Linked DNA regions of Homo sapiens: regions 2 and 3 are each linked to region 1. Evidence: chromatin loops called from intact Hi-C (ENCODE). Cell type or tissue: prostate gland. All regions are shown on one strand. Each heading gives the region's core, and the rest is flanking DNA. Links, peaks and the distances in the headings are about the cores only. Region 1 overlaps MRPS27 (mitochondrial ribosomal protein S27). Region 2 overlaps MAP1B (microtubule associated protein 1B). Region 3 has its middle 150 kb from the start of MAP1B.

The links. Peaks named below come from ENCODE experiments on the same cell type or tissue, not always from the same donor. Only the 100,000 strongest peaks of a DNase experiment are listed, where the experiment ranks them.
Region 2: it touches region 1 in a loop (3-fold over the local background); 7 of 110 quality-filtered maps call a loop at or near these places.
Region 3: a loop joins it to region 1, with 2.5 times the contacts of the local background. A loop is called at or near these places in 2 of 110 quality-filtered maps.

What each region holds. Positions count from the first base shown.
Region 1 is chr5:72,304,991-72,313,143 of GRCh38, forward strand. All of the region lies in intron 2 of MRPS27 (mitochondrial ribosomal protein S27), which reads right to left. Among named protein-coding and RNA genes, the nearest start is that of MRPS27, 11 kb to the right of the region's middle. RefSeq lists enhancers at 3,122-3,371, 7,017-7,517 and a silencer at 3,422-3,711. In prostate gland, for the core only: a CTCF peak has its summit at 3,597 (motif pointing left); a DNase peak (open chromatin) is centred at 3,471; H3K4me3 peaks cover 1,163 bases; H3K27ac peaks cover 1,201 bases.
Region 2 is chr5:72,208,420-72,210,919 of GRCh38, forward strand. It overlaps MAP1B (microtubule associated protein 1B), which reads left to right. Exons shown (of 7, transcript NM_005909.5): 7 at 1-1,146. Among named protein-coding and RNA genes, the nearest start is that of MIR4803, 40 kb to the left of the region's middle. In prostate gland, for the core only: a CTCF peak has its summit at 1,283; a DNase peak (open chromatin) is centred at 1,282; H3K27ac peaks cover 603 bases.
Region 3 is chr5:71,953,331-71,961,483 of GRCh38, forward strand. No RefSeq gene overlaps it. Among named protein-coding and RNA genes, the nearest start is that of MAP1B, 150 kb to the right of the region's middle. In prostate gland, for the core only: no CTCF peak of the experiment used is centred there; a DNase peak (open chromatin) is centred at 4,311.

The sequences.
Region 1 (8,153 bases), core at 2,318-4,817:
TGTTTCCCACATTTTAAAAGAAAAACGAGGACACATGACATATATCATGCATTGAATATACAGAAGGAAGTATGGAAAACTAGCCTAGCAACCAATTTGGACATAGATTTTTAGACTTCCTTCTATTTGTCTGTCACCAGAAGCTTTAACATAAATAAATCCAATAAAGGAAAAACATGAAATCAAGCTTTGTGTACATATATATTAATGAGACTAAAGAACGGTGATGTGCACAAGTCAGACCCATCTCTAGAACTTGGCAAATATGGAAACTGGAAAATGAATAGATGCCACAGAGATGCAAATACAGAACTGACAAAAGTTAAGAAAGCAGACTTCAGAAAATCTCCATCAGGCCTCAAGAGCAGGATCTGAAATATTCATGCAAAAAGCCAAAGGCCTCTACAGCTGAAATGACACAGCAAAACTAAATCTCAGCTAAAATGGAAGAAGTGTCTGTAAGAGACAGACCTGAATGCAAATGTGTCAAGGAAATACTCTTTGGATTCAAAAAGGAGGTTCTCCAAAAACAAACCAACAGAAAACAAACCAACAAACCAAGAGAAACCAACACAAACAAGCAAAACAGTAACCCAAACCAAAATGTGTCCTATACTTTGTGATGTGAAAAATCACAAATAAAATATTTAATCCAGTAGGGCTCATGAATCCTGAATTCAGCTCAAGTCACCTGAGTGCTCGCTCCTTGTCAGAAAGACTCAAGAAAACTTCCTCTCATGGAACTCAAGGAGCTTCCCCATGAGGCCTGCCCTCCTACCAACACCCTACCCAGTTCCCCAGTGGTTTTCTCCTGAGTCCTGTTCACAGTGGATCCTATTCTGTTAACTAGTAAATGTTGATAACTTTTACCCTGTACCTCCCCAACAAATCAGCAAGTTAGTGGAGGAATTCCAGAGACAATGCTTTAACTCAGTGTTTATTTTAGCCAAAGGGAAGCCCAGTACAGAAACAATCAAAAGTTGAAATCTGATTGAAGTAGGAAAGCCCAGGGCTCTACAGAGCACAGTTGAACTATGGCCCTATCAATAAAAGTATCAACAGCAATGGATTAAAATGTCTCAATTATTTAAATCTATGAGTTCTTAATGACATTTTAAGAAGTCCTCATTCATCATTTTTGCAAGTTATTTTGAAAGCTAACTCATATACAAACTATTTCAGGGTAAGTAAACTGTTGATGAATGGAAGTTCTGTCATAAAAATTTCCTAGATAATAAATGAAAAGAAATGATAAAATTTAAACAGCAATAGTATGCAGCTTCAAATGAAATAACAAATCTAAGTAAAGATCATGAATGGCCTTTAACTTCGCAGAGGGGCAATCAAATGCTGTGTGCTTACTGACACAAGTAAACACTTACTATGAAGTATTTATACCAAAAGACAAAATAAAAAGTCCTGAATCTGATCAAGCCCCTTTCTCCAACTACCAGTTTCACAAGACATATGGAAGGCAGAGGAGCACGCTAAACACCACAATAAGGATGAAATCAGCAAATCTAGAATGTGGGAAACTCCAAAAAAGACCTGTTTTGTTCAATAAATAAATTGCAAAAAACTTACAAACTAAGATAGTTGAGACAACTCAACACATTGCAAGGTATGGACCTTATCTAGATCACATTTCAACAAACTAAATTAAAAAGAAATTTATAAGACATTTGGGAAAATGTGAACATTAATGGAATATTTAATATTACAGAAGTACTAGTTTTTTAGAATAGTATGATTAATTACGTTTTTAAAAATCCTTATCTTTTAGAGGTACATATCAAAGTACATATAAAAAAACCCCGATAATTAAGTTTGTTAAAAAGTAATCTGGTGAACAGGTGGGGAGTTGATGAAACAACACTGGTAGGGAATTGATAATTGCTGGAGCTGGGTGACAGTACACAGGGGTTTATTCTACTCTCTCTACTTCTGTATGTTTCTATTAAAAAGATTCAGAAAGAGTTAACGGGGGCACATAGCAACCAATTGTATTATACGAGGCTTTATTTGAATCCTGATTCAACCAAATCATAAAAAAAAAAATTTGAGAGTATCAGGGATACCTGAGCCAGGAGCGGTGGCTCACGCCTGTAATCCCAGCACTTGGGGAGGCCGAGGTGGGCGGATCACGAGGTCACGAGTTCGAGACCAGCATGACCAAAAAGGCAAGACCCCATCTCTGCTAAAAATACAAAAATTAGCCGGGCATGGTGGCGGGCGCCTGTAATCCCAGCTTCTCGGGAGGCTGAGGCAGGAGAATCGCTTGAACCTGGGAGGAGGAGGTTTAAGCGAGCTGAGATCGTGCCATTGCACTCCAACCTGGGCGACAAGAGCAAGGCTCTAAGAAAATAAAATAAAATAAGAAAGAGAGTATCAGGGATATCTGAACACTAACTGGATATTTCGTGATATTTACAACCCTATTAATATTTTAGGTGTGATAATGGTATTGAAAAGCACCCTTGTCTTTTGGAGATCTGTATCAAAATATTTACGGATGAAATGACTTACTGCCTGGGATCTCCTTCAAAATTATCCAAAGCATCGGGATGGGGAAACAGTAATAAAGATAAAATAAAGACTAAGAGCTGATAATTGTTGAAGCCAGGTGATGGGTAAAGGGGGCTCCTTATACCAAGGTGTCTACACCTTCAAATGTTAAAACACTAAAAAAAAAAAATCTGTGGCGTTAGAAGTCAGGATACCGGTTACCTTTGGAGAGACTAAGTGGGGGCCGCAATAAGGGCTTCTGGAGCGGTAGGAATGCTCTTGCTTCCTACACAGGTTTACTCGCTTTGTGGTAATTCATCAATGTCTATATTACGACTTGCACACTTTTCAGTATGTATATTATACTCCAATAAAAAAGTATTTTAAAGAAGAAATCGACTACTTTAATGTAGGCGGAAGATCCTATGGTAGAATCTCAGGTACTACAGCAATCACTGAGAAAGCTTTTTGGGCGGAAAGGAAAGTGAGGCTCTCGCCCGGTTTCCTCCTCTCCACGGTGGAACTGGCAGCGGCCCTGGCTGGCTGCTGAGAGCGCGGAACGGGGCGGCGTTCTGACGTTCGCGCCGGGGCCCTCTGGACGCACCGCGGGCGCAGGTCCTAGACAGCTGCATTGGCGTCCACCGCGGCCCCGGCGCTGGGAAACTGCCCTCACGCTAGGGCCCTCCCCGAGGAGCTCTCTGGCACAATCAGCCACGAGGACGAAGAGAGGGGGCACCGGAACCGCAAGCCCACTCCGAGAGGCCAGAACCTCTCTCTCGCCGTACTCCCCGGCAGGGCACGGCTCAGGGGAGACGGCGCTCTGGCACATGAAGCCCACACCCACACGCCGCAGTGTCCCTTGCTGCCTCGATCTCCAATGGGGATGGGAGCGGCGAAAGCCTCATATCGGCCCTCCTCCGTCCCCCAATCAGCGAGCCCGCTTTGAGCACCTCACGGCCCTCCGGCTGGCGGCGCCCAATCACAGCGCTCCACATGCTGGGCGCGGCCCTGCGCGCGCACGCTACCCGACAGCCCCGCGCCCACTCGCCGCGTTCCACCCGCGGGGCGGCGGATTCCCGCAGGGGCCACACTGCCACCTACTGTCCCATCTCCAGAGCTGGAGCCACGGGCGCTCTCCCTACCATGCGGCCTCCCTGCTAAGTGCCAGTAGCTCAACCCAAACGCTCAAATAAAAATGAGGGAAAACAAGTAGTGTCGTCGAGTAAAACCGAAAACAATGTCCATTTTGAAAAAAGCGGCAATAATTACCTTCCAGTACACAGTAGGAAAAAGTCTCAAAAGCTTTCTTTGTTCCAAGCAGTGTGAGTTCCAAAACATTATTTCACCTCACACGTTTTATAGAGGGCTAAAAACAAGGGGCTTAGGGACTCCTCAGTGCACATATTTCTGAAGCACCTGCATGTCAGACGGAGAGGCAGGCATTACCATCATCTCTAATTTATAGGCACAGAAACCGAGTGTGACAGCTGAAAGCCGCAGAACTGGGACTGACACCCAGAAGTCGGCCTCCCAAGTGCAGACTTCAGCACATCATACACAAGGAAGGCACAAAGTGCTGAAAGAATATAGGGCAGGAAACATCGATTCTGACTGGAGAGATTCAGGATATACAAAGATATTCTAGGCAGAGGGGACAGCTGTCTCGGTGGCAGGAAAAATTCAGTAAATGGTGGCTAGTACTGCTTTTCCAAGAAAACTAGTCTTAACTGAGGAAAGGGAACAAATGTCTCTATGTGATATTTACTCATTGCAGACTTTTTTTTTTTTGAGACAGAGTCAGCTCTGTCGCCCAGGCTGTAGTGCAGCGGCGTGATCTCTGGCTCACTGCAACCTCTGCCTCCCGGGTTCGAGCGATTCTCCTGCTTCAGCCTCCATTGTAGCTGGGATTACAGGTGTGCGCCACCACGCCCGGCTATTTTGTAATTTTAGTAGAGGCGGGGTTTCACCATGTTGTCCAGGCTGGTCTTGAACTCCTGACTTGATCTGCCTACCTCAGCCTCCCAAAGTGCTGGGATTATAGGCGTGTGCCACTGCGTGCTGCCCCGCTGCAGATTATTATACTCATTATTTGGCAAACAGTTACTGCTTACTCAGGTATCCATGACAATGTTCCCTGGATTTGTGTGACTGACTATACCCAACACCAAGACACCAAACCTAGTGGCCTCATTTCCTAATCTTCCCTACATACCTAGGAAAGTGTTAATAAGCTTTCCTGGAATTCGTCATTCCCTTATCTGTACTTCACTGCACTTTGCTTATAATTCACATATGGCACATCCGAACACGCCTTGCTGTATAACTATGAGTCCATACTGGTCTGATCACTAGAACAGTATAGTATTGGCCCTACAGAGCATTTTAGGATATGTGGAAGTTGGTCTTGATTGTCACAATGACTGAAAGGCATTACTGGCACTTAATGGACAGAAAACAGGGAATTCAGATGACCTGCAATGCTGAGACTGTCCCGTACATCAAAACACTGTCTCTAGTGGGAGCCAGGGCTGTCAGTATGGAAGACGGGAGATACAAATATGGACTGGAGCAAGGCAAGAAGAATCCCATAGGGATGAACTTGGGATTGGTGTGAACTCATTATCTGCAAAATATATATAGTATATGTATATGCATATGTGTACATGTATGTTTATGTGTATGTGCATTCATTTTTTTTCCAGAACTGTTCACTGAATGGGCCAAGAAGCAAAAATTTCACAGTAGCAAAAGGACACCTAGCACCTAGATCTTGGTTTCTAATGCCATTCCTCACCAAAAGTAACCAGAGCTCCTTGGAGAAATGGTTGATTCCAGGGCTAGGCCAGGAAGGGTACACAGTGAGCCTGAAACACCTTGTTATATGAGAGAAAGTAAGTTATCAAAAAAGAGGGGGGTGGGGGAAAATGGAAGCCAGCTTGAAAGGGCTTCTATCAGCCAAGTCTGGGATATTTAGACCACCAAAATAATTGAGAAGGGTAATGAATCATTTAAAAAATTCACAAATTGATGATTTAAACATAATGCATGATAATAAACAGATAAATGAGAAAGAAATGAGAGAAAAGGAAGAGTTCTTGCTTATAGTAGAATACTGAGTGTTAGCTAGTAAATCTGGAGAAATTTTCAGAGTTGGAAAATCATTACTTTGCAACCATTATAGTAAAGATTGATTCAGGCTAAAGCCATGAATGGATGCCAAATCTAAGAGCAAACTTTTGATAAACAACATATTTGCATTACATTAAAGTCTCTCTCCGAGAATAGCCTATTAATCAGAAGGGAGAAAAACAGTAACTCTGCAGTGGAGAAATCAGACACAGTTGACTAGGTGATCAAAACTGACATCACCAGTGAAGGCATATGATATCAGGTATGTCCACATGTGATACCCTGGCAGGGGCACAACATCACTGAGAGTATTCTGGCTGGGGAAGCATAACAATGAGAAAATAGCAGAAAAATCCAAGAAAGAGGAATATTCTATTTAAAAAAAGAGATTGGGTTCTTTAAAAATATATAGGACAATGTCATAAGAAACAAAGAAAGGATAAGGAACTATGATTCTAGACAGCATCCTGTACTGGAAGAGGAAAAATGCTATGAGAGACCCTATTATTGGGTCAATTCCCAAAACTGGGATATGAATAGTAAAGTATTATATTAATGTCAAAATTTCCGAAGTTGGTAACTGTGCTATGATTATACAATAGAATGTCCTTATCTCAGGTAATGTACATTGAAGTATTCAGGATAAAGAGCTATAATATATGAAACAAACTCCCAAATGATTAAAGAAAGTGTGTATACAGGGGGAAGGAGGAGAGAGAAAGCAAAAACAAATGAATCAAAATGGTAACGACAGGTGAACATGAGTAAAAGTAGCGCTGTGGTTTAAATATTTGTCTCCTCTGAAACTCATGTTGAAATTTAATCCCCAGTGTAACAGTTTTGAGAGGCCAGTGGATCATAAGGGCTCTCCTCTGATGAATGAATTAATCCATTCATGGACTAATGGGTTAATGGATTGATGGGTTATCACGGAAGTGGGACTGGTGGCTTCATAAGAGGAAGAGAGACCTGAGCTAGCATGCTCAGCCCCCTCGCCATGTGATGCTCTGAGCCACCTCAGGACTCTGAATAGTCCTCACCAGCAGGAAGGCTCTCACCAGATGCCACCCCTCAACGCTGGCCTTCTCAGACTCTCTAACTGTAAGAAATAAATTCGTTTTCTTGATAAATGATCCAGTTTCAGGTATTGTTATAAACAACAGAAAACAAACTAAGACAGATATAGAGGAGTTCTTTGCAGTTTTTATAAGTTTAAAATTATTTCCCGCTGGGCGCGGTGGCTCAAGCCTGTAATCCCAGCACTTTGGGAGGCTGAGGTGGGCAGATCACCTGACACCAGGAGTTCAAGACCAGCCTGGCCAATAGGCAAAACCCTGTCTCTATTAAAAATGCAAACATTAGCTGGGCGTGGTGGCGTGCGGCTGTAACCCCAGCTACTCAGGAGGTGGAGGCAGGAGAATCGCTTGAACCCAGGAGGCGGAGGTTGCAGTGAGCCGAGATGACGCCACTGCATTCCAGCCTGGGCGATAGATAGTACAGACTCTGTCTCAACAACAATGACAATAACAACAACAAAATTATTTCCAAATTAAAAGATTAAAAAAATTTGCCATGTCATTTGTGACATAATTATACCATCAAAAACAACCTGTTTATCATTAATGGAACTAACTCCATTTTTCATATAAGCAAAGTTTTTTTAATGGAAAATAAGGTGAATTTTGCAACTCTATATTGAGGGAAGACATACCTTTGAATCAATCAGAACTTTACCAAGAGTTGTTCATTCTATAAATAAAATTATGTCATTATGATAGCGCCACTCCTGGTATTTGAATTTGCCAGTATACCGCATCTCTACCCATCTACACTTCTTCCATGTCTATAATTATTCCACATTTATATGCAATATTTACCTGCTTCATTGTTTCTTACTGTAGTTTTGCCTGGACATTTGTTTACAAATTGAAATACATATTGTTTAAGTTACTTCCCCTTTGTTTCTCCTCTGTATCGTGGCGAAGGAATCATACTGATTTTTTTTTTTTTTTTTGAGATGGAGTCTTGCTCTGTTGCCCAGGCTAGAGTGTAGTGGCAAGATCTCGGCTCACTGCAACCTCTGCCTCCCGGGTTCAAGCGATTCTCCTGCCTCAGCCTCCGGAGTAGCTGGGATTACAGATGCCTGCCACTGCGCCCGGCTAATTTTTGTATTTTTTAACAGACGGGGTTTCATCATCTTGGCCAGGTTGGTCTCAAACTCCTGACCTCATGATCCACCAGCCTCAGCCTCCCAAAGTGCTGGGATTACAGGTGTGAGCCACCACACCCAGCCATATACTGGTTTTTAAAACAGTAAGTATAGATAGATTATATTAACTATGAATTTAGTTTCAAGATGGCAAAAGAAGAGTATGATAAAGTACTTGTTATAAGAAGGCTACCCTGGGCCTCTTATAGACAGAATGAGACTGTAAGTTTCTCATGGAGAAGCTGCGATTACTTATCTTCAGATCTTCCACAGCTCTGCTTCAGCTGGCCTGTGCACATACACCCATCTC
Region 2 (2,500 bases), core at 1-2,500, 99 kb before region 1:
AACAAAATTCTACAGAGACTAAATGTTAGCGATGATCCTCCATTTTCAATTTTAACCAATTCTGTCCCCTTTCTCAAAACCCTGAGCCCTGTGCATGCTTTCTCAGTCTTGTGGTGGGACTGGATACAATGACTAACTTCCCCTCCTCCCCTCTTTAAACACCATTTTCCATGGAGTTCAAAAAAATTTTTTTTCTTAACGTTACATATCATAGTGAATGGTTTCCCCAGTGTATATGAATGTTTTAAGTGTCTCCAATAGCTTATGCAGTCTAGGAGCTTTCCAATACTCATTTAATTAAGATTTAATCATTTGCTAATGGAAATCTTACCACCTTTCATTTTCCCTCTGTTACCAAATTTCAGCTCTTAGGAGCTGCTCTACAATTCTGAATTTGCTTTTCTTGCCTCTCTTTAGTCACCTGTCACAGGAGGTTCCTGCTCAGTAATGATATTGTGAGTTAGGATAATAACTTTTTTTTTTTGTGCTTCAGATTTAGAAGAAAAGATCCTGTTTCCATTTGAAAGGAACTGTAAGCTTTTATCTTTTAACCAACTGAACAATACACCAAAAGCAGCCTAGGGATGAGCATTTCTTTGAAAGCAATTAGGTTATTCACCTGGTATTAAAACTATTTACTGTTAAAAAATCTGTGACTTCATGAAGTTGATTTTTAAAGGCAGCATCAAAAACTGAAAAGGAAGGGAAAAAATAGGCAGCTTCTCTGCACTTGTTTGGAGCTCCCCAAAACAGGAGCCATGGAGAAGTGGCATCAAGACCGGGCTGCCCTTTCGAGAACACCCTGTGGCAGTTCAGAGACACGCTTTTCCTACACTGCATGCAGCCCCTCTTTCCAGCACTGGAAAGAAGTGGTCTTGAGCCCAGCTGAGAAGCACTTCACACTCCTCTCTCTTGTTCTGAATGGTGTTTGTGTCAGTCTGCAGCTGTGTATGGTATTATGTCTTATAATCCTGCATCACTTCTATCCTATCCAGTCATATCTAATGTAGAAAATTAGTTTCCAGTGAAAGTAATATGTAGTGCTTTTATGATATTTGTGTGCAATATCCCCTCTTCCATTGAGGATATTTGATGTAAAGGAAAAAAAAAAACTCAGTTCCACAATAAAATACAAAAGTGGCAAAAGTTCATGTGTGTGCTGTGCTGTCTTTTGCTTTGTGTTCCTGAGTTGGGCTTTGCCACTCACGCAGAATGCTGGGCAGTCAGGGCATGACGGCAGGGGGTGACTACGTTCTTTTCAAGATGGGCTCCCTGGCTTTTGGCAAACTGCCGAAAGCATCTTGCTAATGCTTGCAACTGCTACCTCGTTAACTTTTATAGCCAAGCTCTAGAGGATGTGAGCGTGTAAGGACAGAAACTGGGAGGTGAAGGGAAGGAACAATTAAAATTATTGCTTAAAAAAAAGAAAAAAAAAAGGATAGCTGGGTGCAGTGCTACATGCCTGTGATCCCAGTACTTTGGGAGGCCAAGGTGGGAGAATCATTTGAGCCCGGAAGTTCAAGGCTGTAGTGAACCATGATTGTGCCACTGCACTCCAACCTGGGCAACAGAGAGAGACTCTGTCTCTAAAAAAAAAAAAAAAAAAAAAGAAAGAAAAGATAGACCAGACCAGAACCTGTCATATTCAGCAATTGTGCTCAGTACCTATCTTTTTCTTAGTTCCTTGCTCACTGTTACAGAATATCCTCTATCTAACATAATATGTTGTGGATTTGACTCACACCCAGGAACTAGCAGTTGTTGGGAAAAAGTGATTATATATGTAGCAAAGAATACCTAACAAGAGGAGGATTTCCTCCCTGTCATTCAAATGATTATTACACATTTACCCTGTACCTGGCAGTAGGTTATATTACAAGATATAACCTAACTGCTGCCCTAACTGATTGGGGGAAGACAGACCAGCAGAGGCAATGATACCACATCGTGATGGGGGCTCCTAAAATTCAAGAGCGAGCTTAGGTGACCATAGGAAAAGCACCGCAAATGATGTCTCGGCTGAGCTCTGGAGTGTGTGTGTGTGTGTGTGTGTGTGTGTGTGTGTGTGTGTGTGTGCATTGGTTGGACCAAAAGTAAATTCCAGGCAGAGACAAGAGCTCACACAGGGTCTCAGCAGAGAGCAGGATCAGCATATGTTAAGGAGCACAGACTGCTCACAATGGCAGCATGTAAATGGGGGAGGCCCTGGCACTTCAGTTTCCCACCATGTGGCCACAAAAAACATGCCCATAAGGTTCTTAATAGAGACCTCCAAGACTGGGCCCTGCCTGTCTGCAGAGATGGTCCTTTAGCCTCAAAAGACCCCAGCAGCCTGTCCTGAGTTATTATGATATCCCTCTGTGTGTCATATCCACTCCTTTTGATCTTAACATTTCCCCTCCAAACCATGGGGCTACATTGAATGGTCCTATCAGAAATCACTGCTTGCTAAGAGGGATTCTGAAATCCCTCCAGAAATTAAAGGGTTAAGCATGTGAGC
Region 3 (8,153 bases), core at 2,901-5,400, 350 kb before region 1:
TTGCCCCCCACTCACACACTGCTCTCGCCAAAGGAGTTCACAGTGTTGCAGGAAAGGCCAGTAAGAATAAATAATTACAAGCAATGTGATGTGAGCCACCATAGGGGTCAAGAATATGTGAGCCATGAGCACAGAGGAGGGATCTAGGGTTAGTGATGGCTTCCTGAAGGAGAATCAATATAACAAAAATTCATTTTCATAATTATTATGCTTTAATTTAATCTCAACAATGCTAGACACTGGAAATAGCCCAACAGCAAAAGAAGGGTAAGCTAGGAGAAGGCAGTCTGGCACACAGGTGGGGAGCATGATGCATGGGCTTTAATTCAGGCAAACCTGTCTTCAATCCCATTCTGCATTGCTTCTGCACTGGGTGGTTGTGGGCAGTGATGTTTGCTCATTGGTCAGGTGGGGCCAATAATACCACATGGTGTTGTTGCTAGGATGAAATGAGAAGAGGCAGGTCATGAATTTAGCATAGTCAGGCACATAGTCGGCCCTCGATCAGTGCAGGCTTTGGGTGACTCTTGACTCACGTGGATTCCAGGTTCTGTGGCTCCAGCTGCCTATTTGGTTGGCTTTAAGAACGAGTACTTTCCCCAACCCTCAGCCTGCCCTTCATTTGAAGTGGTGAGAAGCCTCTGAATTCACAGCCTCTGAGAGCATCAACCTGTAGCTTCCCTGAGAAGAGACTACTGCTGGGAGAACAGCTGCTTCCAAAAATTCTGATGTGCTTTCTCTCTCGCTCAAAGCCTGCCGTGTTAATTAGGAAGACTGCATGCATGAACACTTGGCTTTTCTTTGCTTTTCTTTTTTAATCTCTTAAAAAAAAAACCGTCTTTTGATCAGCACCGTGAGTAAATTGCGAAGTCTCGAGTCTTGCAAAGATGTGTTAAGAATATGAAGAAGGTGCTGCCTCCTTTGACAACTGCCTCTGCACACCCTGAGATGGAGTTTCAGGGCATCTTGTCCTCTGTTCTCGGTTCCCAGATGGCCTTGCACCTGGAACAGCTCTCCTACTTTCTGCTCCCACCTGAGCCCAGCCCTAACGAGTTTGTGCAGAATTAGAAAGGTCAGGCCTAGCAGGTCCTCTCAGAAGCATGGGAGAGCTTGCTGATAAGTGGCGACCAGGTGAAACAGACTTCACCTGGGTCTGAGGCAGCCTAGGCTCACGTGATAAGGCTGTGGTTTTCCGGAGTCCTGGGAACTGCCCTGACAATGACCACCTGGGTTCACTTCCCTTGGGAGAGGGGAGGTGGGGAGGTGGGGAGTTAGGTGGGGGGAGCATTGCACTGCAGAATGGGAAGGACAGAGGTCAGAGCTGCTAAGCAGGTGTAAAGGAATGTGGAATCAGGGTTTCAAACTTCTATCTTCCTTTTGCTCCCCTATCAATTACTCTGACCTTGTTTTGTGACTACAGGAATCAAAAGAGGATGTACATGCCTAGATTTCTCTCATGCCACTCCCAAAGCAGGATTTAGGATTTTCTTGTATCCCTTAAAAAGAAAACTCACACTACAGGCATTCGTGAAAAATGTAGACTTTACTGATGATTTATAGTTGGCCAGAGAGGGTCTATATTACATAGCACATGGAATTTCATGAAAGAAAGAAAGATATGTATTAGACATTTGTGTGTGTGTGTGTATGAGTGCGATTGAAAGGGAGGGAGGGAGAAAAGTAGAGAAGAAGGAAGGAGAAAGGAAGGAAGGAAAGAAAGAAAGAAAGAAAGATGAGAGCAAGAGATTAGGGTCTCTTCTCACCAGGATCGTGCTTTTCTGAAGTCATACTTCTCTGTGTTCAGCCCCAGGGTTTCCCTCTCTCTACAGTGCTACTCCATGAAGCCTCCAGTTCTCCCTTTATTCCTGTCTGCCATTCTGAGAACTTTCTGAAAGACCTCTCTATTTCTTCCTGTCTGATCTGGGCATTTAGCTCAGGCTCCTCCAGCTTGCATCTCCCCTCTCACCATTGGCTCAGTCTCCCCCAGGCCTCAGTCCTATACCTGGCTTCCCTGGGCCCTCCGGCTCCCTCCTCTCCCTCTGCGTTTCTGCTGGGCTCCTTGTAAATGGTGCAGGCCCCTTTTGTCTTTTCATGGTGCAAAAACATTTCTATTTCCCAGGACCCACGAAGTTTTATTCATGGTTGCTTTTTTTTTTAAAAAAAAGAAAATTTAGAGAGTTTCTTCAGCTCATAAAGAAAAATCACCAAAAGATACTCTGATCTGCCTTCCAAATAAACATAGAGTAACTATCTAACAAATGTAGTGCAACTAATCATAGCAAATTAGCTTTTCTGGTACAAAACAGTCAGTCAAAATATGCTGGAGGCCTTGTGCTATCCAGATTCTTTCTTGGAGTAAAGCGAAAGACATGGCTTACGTAGCCTGCCCCTCCCTCTCTGTCTTGGCTGTCGGTGCAGTGTATCCAGGTATTAACTTTGCTGGGGGTGGGTATTTATCAGACAGCTGTGTCATAGGAAAACACCCGTGCCATCTTTCTGCTCAGCATAGCACTGAGGAAGGTGGTCCCAGGACCGTCTGTACCTATCTATCACCCTCAGGTCTGGACTCCACGCTGTGATTCATCACCACGCCCTCTCAGAGCTGGGGGCAGGTAATCTGGGCAGGGACATGAGAAATGGCCTGCAGTTTGTCAATGGCAGTGATCCAACACATTCGCTCATGGGATACGTCAGCGTTCAGAACGTAATAGCCTGCAACCAAGAAAATGAAATGTTTGAATTAGTCCATGAGAATTTAAGTTGAAACAAAAAGTGGTGTTGGATAAAATTTTCTTCAAGAATTTTGTTTTTCTTTGGAGAAAATGAAGATCTAGTTTTTGATTGACATGACAGAGCCCAAGCATACAACCCACTCATTTCAGGAGTTGACTTGCAATTTTATACATACATATATATATATAAAAAATATGCGTGTACATATAACATTATACATTATATAAATAGATATAAATTATAATACAATAACATATATTACTCTATATATCACTATCTATAGACATAGATCATTTCAATAACACTTTTCATTAAGTATACCCACCCCCTTCCCAGCTTTCTTACAGGTGTCTAAGAGTGTGTTTGTTGTTCCCGTTATGGAACAATAATCAGAAAAGCTGGCAGACTGAAGACTAACCCCAGATTGCAGCTGCTTTGGGAAGAGAGGACAAAAGTATCAATTTCATGAAAGTTTAGCTGATGACAACCAAGCAGTGTATTTCCAACCTCCATTTCCCCACGTGGCTTTCTGAATTCCTCTCCCCACCAAGAGGCACAGCTCTGCAGGGCTGCAGGTTCTCGCGCAGAGAAATGCAAAGCTGAAAGCCTGACGCCTGGGCTCAGTCCCGCGTGCCCCTCCCGGCAGGGCACGCACTCTCAGCCAGTTGAGCTAAGTGCCTGGGGCCTAGGAGGGGAGTATGCAGAGGCTTGGGGTGGAGGTGGTGCAGGGCCCGGAAGACTGGGAGGGCCTCCCTTTGTCTGTGCCAACGCAAAGCAGGATGGTTCCCAACCATGTGGCTCCCCTTCTCTGAGGCTGCTTCTCCTCATGGGGTTAATTATACCAACCTGAATCTCAGGGAGTGTGAATTAATTGCCAAACACTTTACAATTATCAGGAGCCCACGAGGTGCTTCACCACCATAAAGCATTACATCTAATTATTGTTCATAATTATAAAGGTTCGGAAGCACTAAGGTCTCCCATGGCAACCTTCACACACACACACACACACACACACACACACACACACTCTCTCTCTCTCTCTCTCTAAATCACACACACACAGTGATAGACTTTTTCATTGCAGTATTAAATGCAGCTCATAAACCTGCCATATTATTGGGTAAATATTTATTTTTATAAGCTGAGATAAGTGGTCAACTCTGGGGTAATGATTCCTTTTCTAAATGCTTCAGACAGACCAGGCCCTCAGTCTGATGACAGGCACAGGGCTCTGAGCATCAGCCAATGCGACTCACGTAATCTACAGCAACATCTTTATCAGATAGACATGATGAGGACATGAAGTGTGATTATATTTTTATGGCTTGTCAGTAAAAATTAAAATATCCTGATTGAAAGTGTTATAAAAATATAGCAAAAGCATATCCCTAAATAAACAGTGTAGGAGAATCTAAACCATCCTTCAATTGAAAGGCTGATTTACAGGGAGATGATGTGTCTCAAAACAAAAGCACAAGGGTATGAGACTTGGCAAGTTATCAGTTTGGCTTACTGACTGTTGAAATAAAAGTTCAGTATAAAAGCAGTTTGACATATACAGCCATCCCTTGGTATCCACTGGGGATTAGTTCCAGGACCTCCCATGGATGCCAAAATACACGGATGCTTAAGTTCCTGAAACAAAATGGTGTAGTATTTGCAACCAAACACTGCATGTTCACACTCATAGGTGGGAATTGAACAACGAGAACACTTGGACACAGGAAGGGAAACTTCACACACTGGGGCCTGTCATGGGGTGAGAGGAGCAGGGAAGGATAGCATTAGGAGATATACCTAATGTAAATGATGAGTTAATGGGCATTAACTCGCTATGGGCACACCAACATGGCTCATGTATACATATGTAACAAACCTGCACGTTGTGCACATGTACCCTAGAACTTAAAGTATAATAAAAAAAAAGAAAGGAAAAAAAGGTGTAGTATTTGCATATAACCTATGCATATCCTCCTGTATACTTTAAATCATCTCTAGATTACTTGTAATACCTAATACAAGGTAAATGTTGTGTACAGAGTTGTTATGCTGTATTATTCAGGAATAACGACAAAGAAAAATGTCTGTACATATTCAATACAACTGTAACTTTTTCCTCCCAAATATTTTCAATCTGCTGTTGGTTGAATCCATGGATACGGAGAGCTGACTCTGTGTGTGTGTGTGTGTGTGTGTGTGTGTGTGTGTGTGTGTGTGTGTATGGCTTCATTTCATGCATGGTTGTGGTGCCATCAGTGGAATGAAATCAACCTCATTCACATGGAAGTACTTAAAATTCAGCCATGTGTCTAGTCTGGGGCATCTGCTGTATGAAGTTTCCTAAAGGGAAACTTGGTTTTATAATAGATGTCTGGAAATCCTGCTGCTGCTGCTGCTGCTGCTGCTGCTGCTGCTGCTGCTGCTGCTACTGGAGAAGTCTTGTTTGGATGCTCTCCCCACTACCATTTGGTTGAGGAGTATATTGGTGGGCTTTGTAGTTACTAGCGGGGACTTGGCTTTCTTCTGTTCTGCATACCTGGAGCCTAGAGCTAATTTCCTCCATGAATTTCCTCCTGGGAGAAGAGCAATTCCGGCTGCTTTGCTTGACTGGAGTGTGGAGAGAAGAACACTAGGTGCTTCTGGTAAAGTCTTTGGGTCTGGGGTGATGGCCAGTGCTCTTAACTCCAGCCCACTGACCCAGTGGGGTGGAGCGATGCAGGTAGCAAAGGACAGACAGTAAAGCCTGACCATGAGCCAAAGGAGGAAAAGCTAACAAAGAAAAGAAAAGAACCACGGTGCTCTAGTGAAGGTGCATTCCTGAAGAGCCGGCTTCTTTGACTGTGCCAAGTGACCAGGTCTGGTGACTCTGTCAGTCAAAAGCACATGATAGGTATACTTTACCTGTACTGTCCAGGGAGGAATTGCAAAAGAAATAAAAATAAAAAATAGGCCTGCCTCACAATAGGTCCCAGACTAGATGTGATAAATGGGAATGGGAGCTGGAGATCCAAATGGAAAAAGACCTCAATAGGCTACAAAAAAAAAAATTGATAACTAGTAGTGAGTTGATCAAGGGCAGGTGATTGTGGAGCTGTGGCCTGCAATCAGAGCTGAGGTGTGGTTCATGAGGCTCTGCACAGGTAAGAGGGGCAGTGTAGAGTAATGGTTGGGCTGCACAGACTTGAGCTGGAATCCTAGCTCAGCTACTTTACCAGTGACTTCACCTTGCCAGCCCTCAGTTTCCTCTTCTGCAAAATGAGGGACAATACAACTGGTATATCTTAAGAAATCATTATGAGAATTAAATGAGCTATTGTATGTAAAATATTTGCCACGTTGCCTGACACACGGTGAGGGCTCCATAAATATTAGTGATCACTAATGTTAATCAATAAGTTTGAAAAAGCGGAGAGATGTAGATGAGTAATGGGAGAATATATAGGTTAGAGACATTAAGATTTAAGAATGGGGCAGTGTAATAATTGCTTACTGTCTTAGGTAAGTGTTGAAGTATAGGGTTTTACAGCTTGGACTCAGACTAAGATTGTCTGGGTTTGCATTCTGACTGCCTCTTACTAGATGTGTTTGGTAAGTTATTTACCTCTTTGTGTCTCAGTTTGCTCCTTTGTAAATGGCAATTATTATAATAATATCTACCACATAGGACTCTAATGAGAAGGAAATGAGTTAAGTTGTAAAACACTTGGAGCAATGTCTGGCACAAAGTCAGTGCTATATAATAGTGGTTATTATCATTGATATTATTATGTGGTTGTTTTGTATATAACCAGTGAAAATATATTTCTCAGTGCTAAATAAAAACCATTACTAATTATTAATTTTAAACACAAAGTATCCAACCGAAAACTGTTTGGCTGACAAAATAATCTGTGAACTACCCCAAGTCATGACCAAGTGTCTGAGGGGCCACTCATAAAAAGAAAGGATGTTGTTGACATTAGCAGTTCGTGTATGCCACTATGCTGCCATGATGGCAGTGGGGGTGTCCATCACATTTAAATCATGTTCAAAGTGAAATCCTGGCTGTAAAATGAATGCTGGAGGATAGGCAGTGATATCCAGGTGCAATAAAAATTCAGGAGTACATGGTAGTATTAGAGCCCAGCGGTAAATAGAGTCAAGTAACAAAGAGTAGAATATGAAGCTTCTTGGGCACCCTACTTCATGCCAGCCAAGGGCACACCACCATCCTCATGCAGCCACCACTGGTAACGAAAAGGAACAACCATGACAGCTTATATAGCAGTGCTGAGGCACATGTCCAGTACCAGTGCATGAGGTACATGTCTAGTAAACGTTGAGTCACTAGTTGGTTAGCATATTGCTTACACATTACCGAGCCCTTGCTTTAGTTTTTATATCATCATGAGTTACTATGCAAAGGTCAAAGGCCAGGGCAAAAGTGACAGAATCTGTGCTTTTGCAAATGCAGAGACCAAACCCGAAGTGATGAGGAGCTGATGTGGGCAGTCTGGCAGGTTCCAGCCTCCTCCTCCAAGTGGATCATATATGAGCATAGTATAGAGCTGCTAGCAACATGGAGGGAGAGTTGGAGAAAGCATAGTGTTGGCTTTGTTTGTTGGGAGTTGCATAGGAGATGTGACATCATTTGATTGTTAATTCACCCCTCTGTTTATACAACAAATATGTATTGAGCATCTTTGTGCACCAAACTCTGTACCAGATTCTGGATTACAACAGTGAACAAGATGAACGTGGCCCCTGGACTGTCGACAGGCCACCATGGTAGAGTTGGTAGGTGTTATGGTAGGAAGAATGGGGGCACAGACCATTTCTGAAGAGGGAAGGTAGAGGTTTGGGGCTACCCAAGGTGGCTGAAAAGTCCAACTCCCTAAAGAAAAAGAGATAAACCATCCATATTTGGTGTTCGTCTTAAGCAAAATCAATACATTTTGCAGCAGTCTGAAGGAGTTGTTTAAATGGCAGAGCTTGTCCCATGATAATGCCCAGCCTGTTTCAAAGCATGGCACAGCTCAGTTAGGCTGACTCCAACAAAAGCTTCACCTTCTTTATGTCATAAGCTCCTGAGGCTTGGGCGGGGCAACACAGAGGGAGTTACAGGTGCAAACACAGGATAGGGCCTGGAGGCGAACAAAGGCCGTACAGTCTGTTCCACTCTACAGATCTCGCCAAGGAACGGATGAAACTGCAGAGTGATATAAAGACCATTGACATTTTTTTAAAGACCATTGACATTTAAAAGCAAGATTTCAGTTTAATATTTCTGAAGAGCCTCAAAGACATACACAAAAGGTTTGAATAAAATCCATAATAAAATCCACGATGAATGGATCTCCATACTCCACCTCTTACCTCATGCCACAGTGCTTTGTCCAATTATCTTCTAGGGAACATGTGAAGTTGAAAAATGAAGT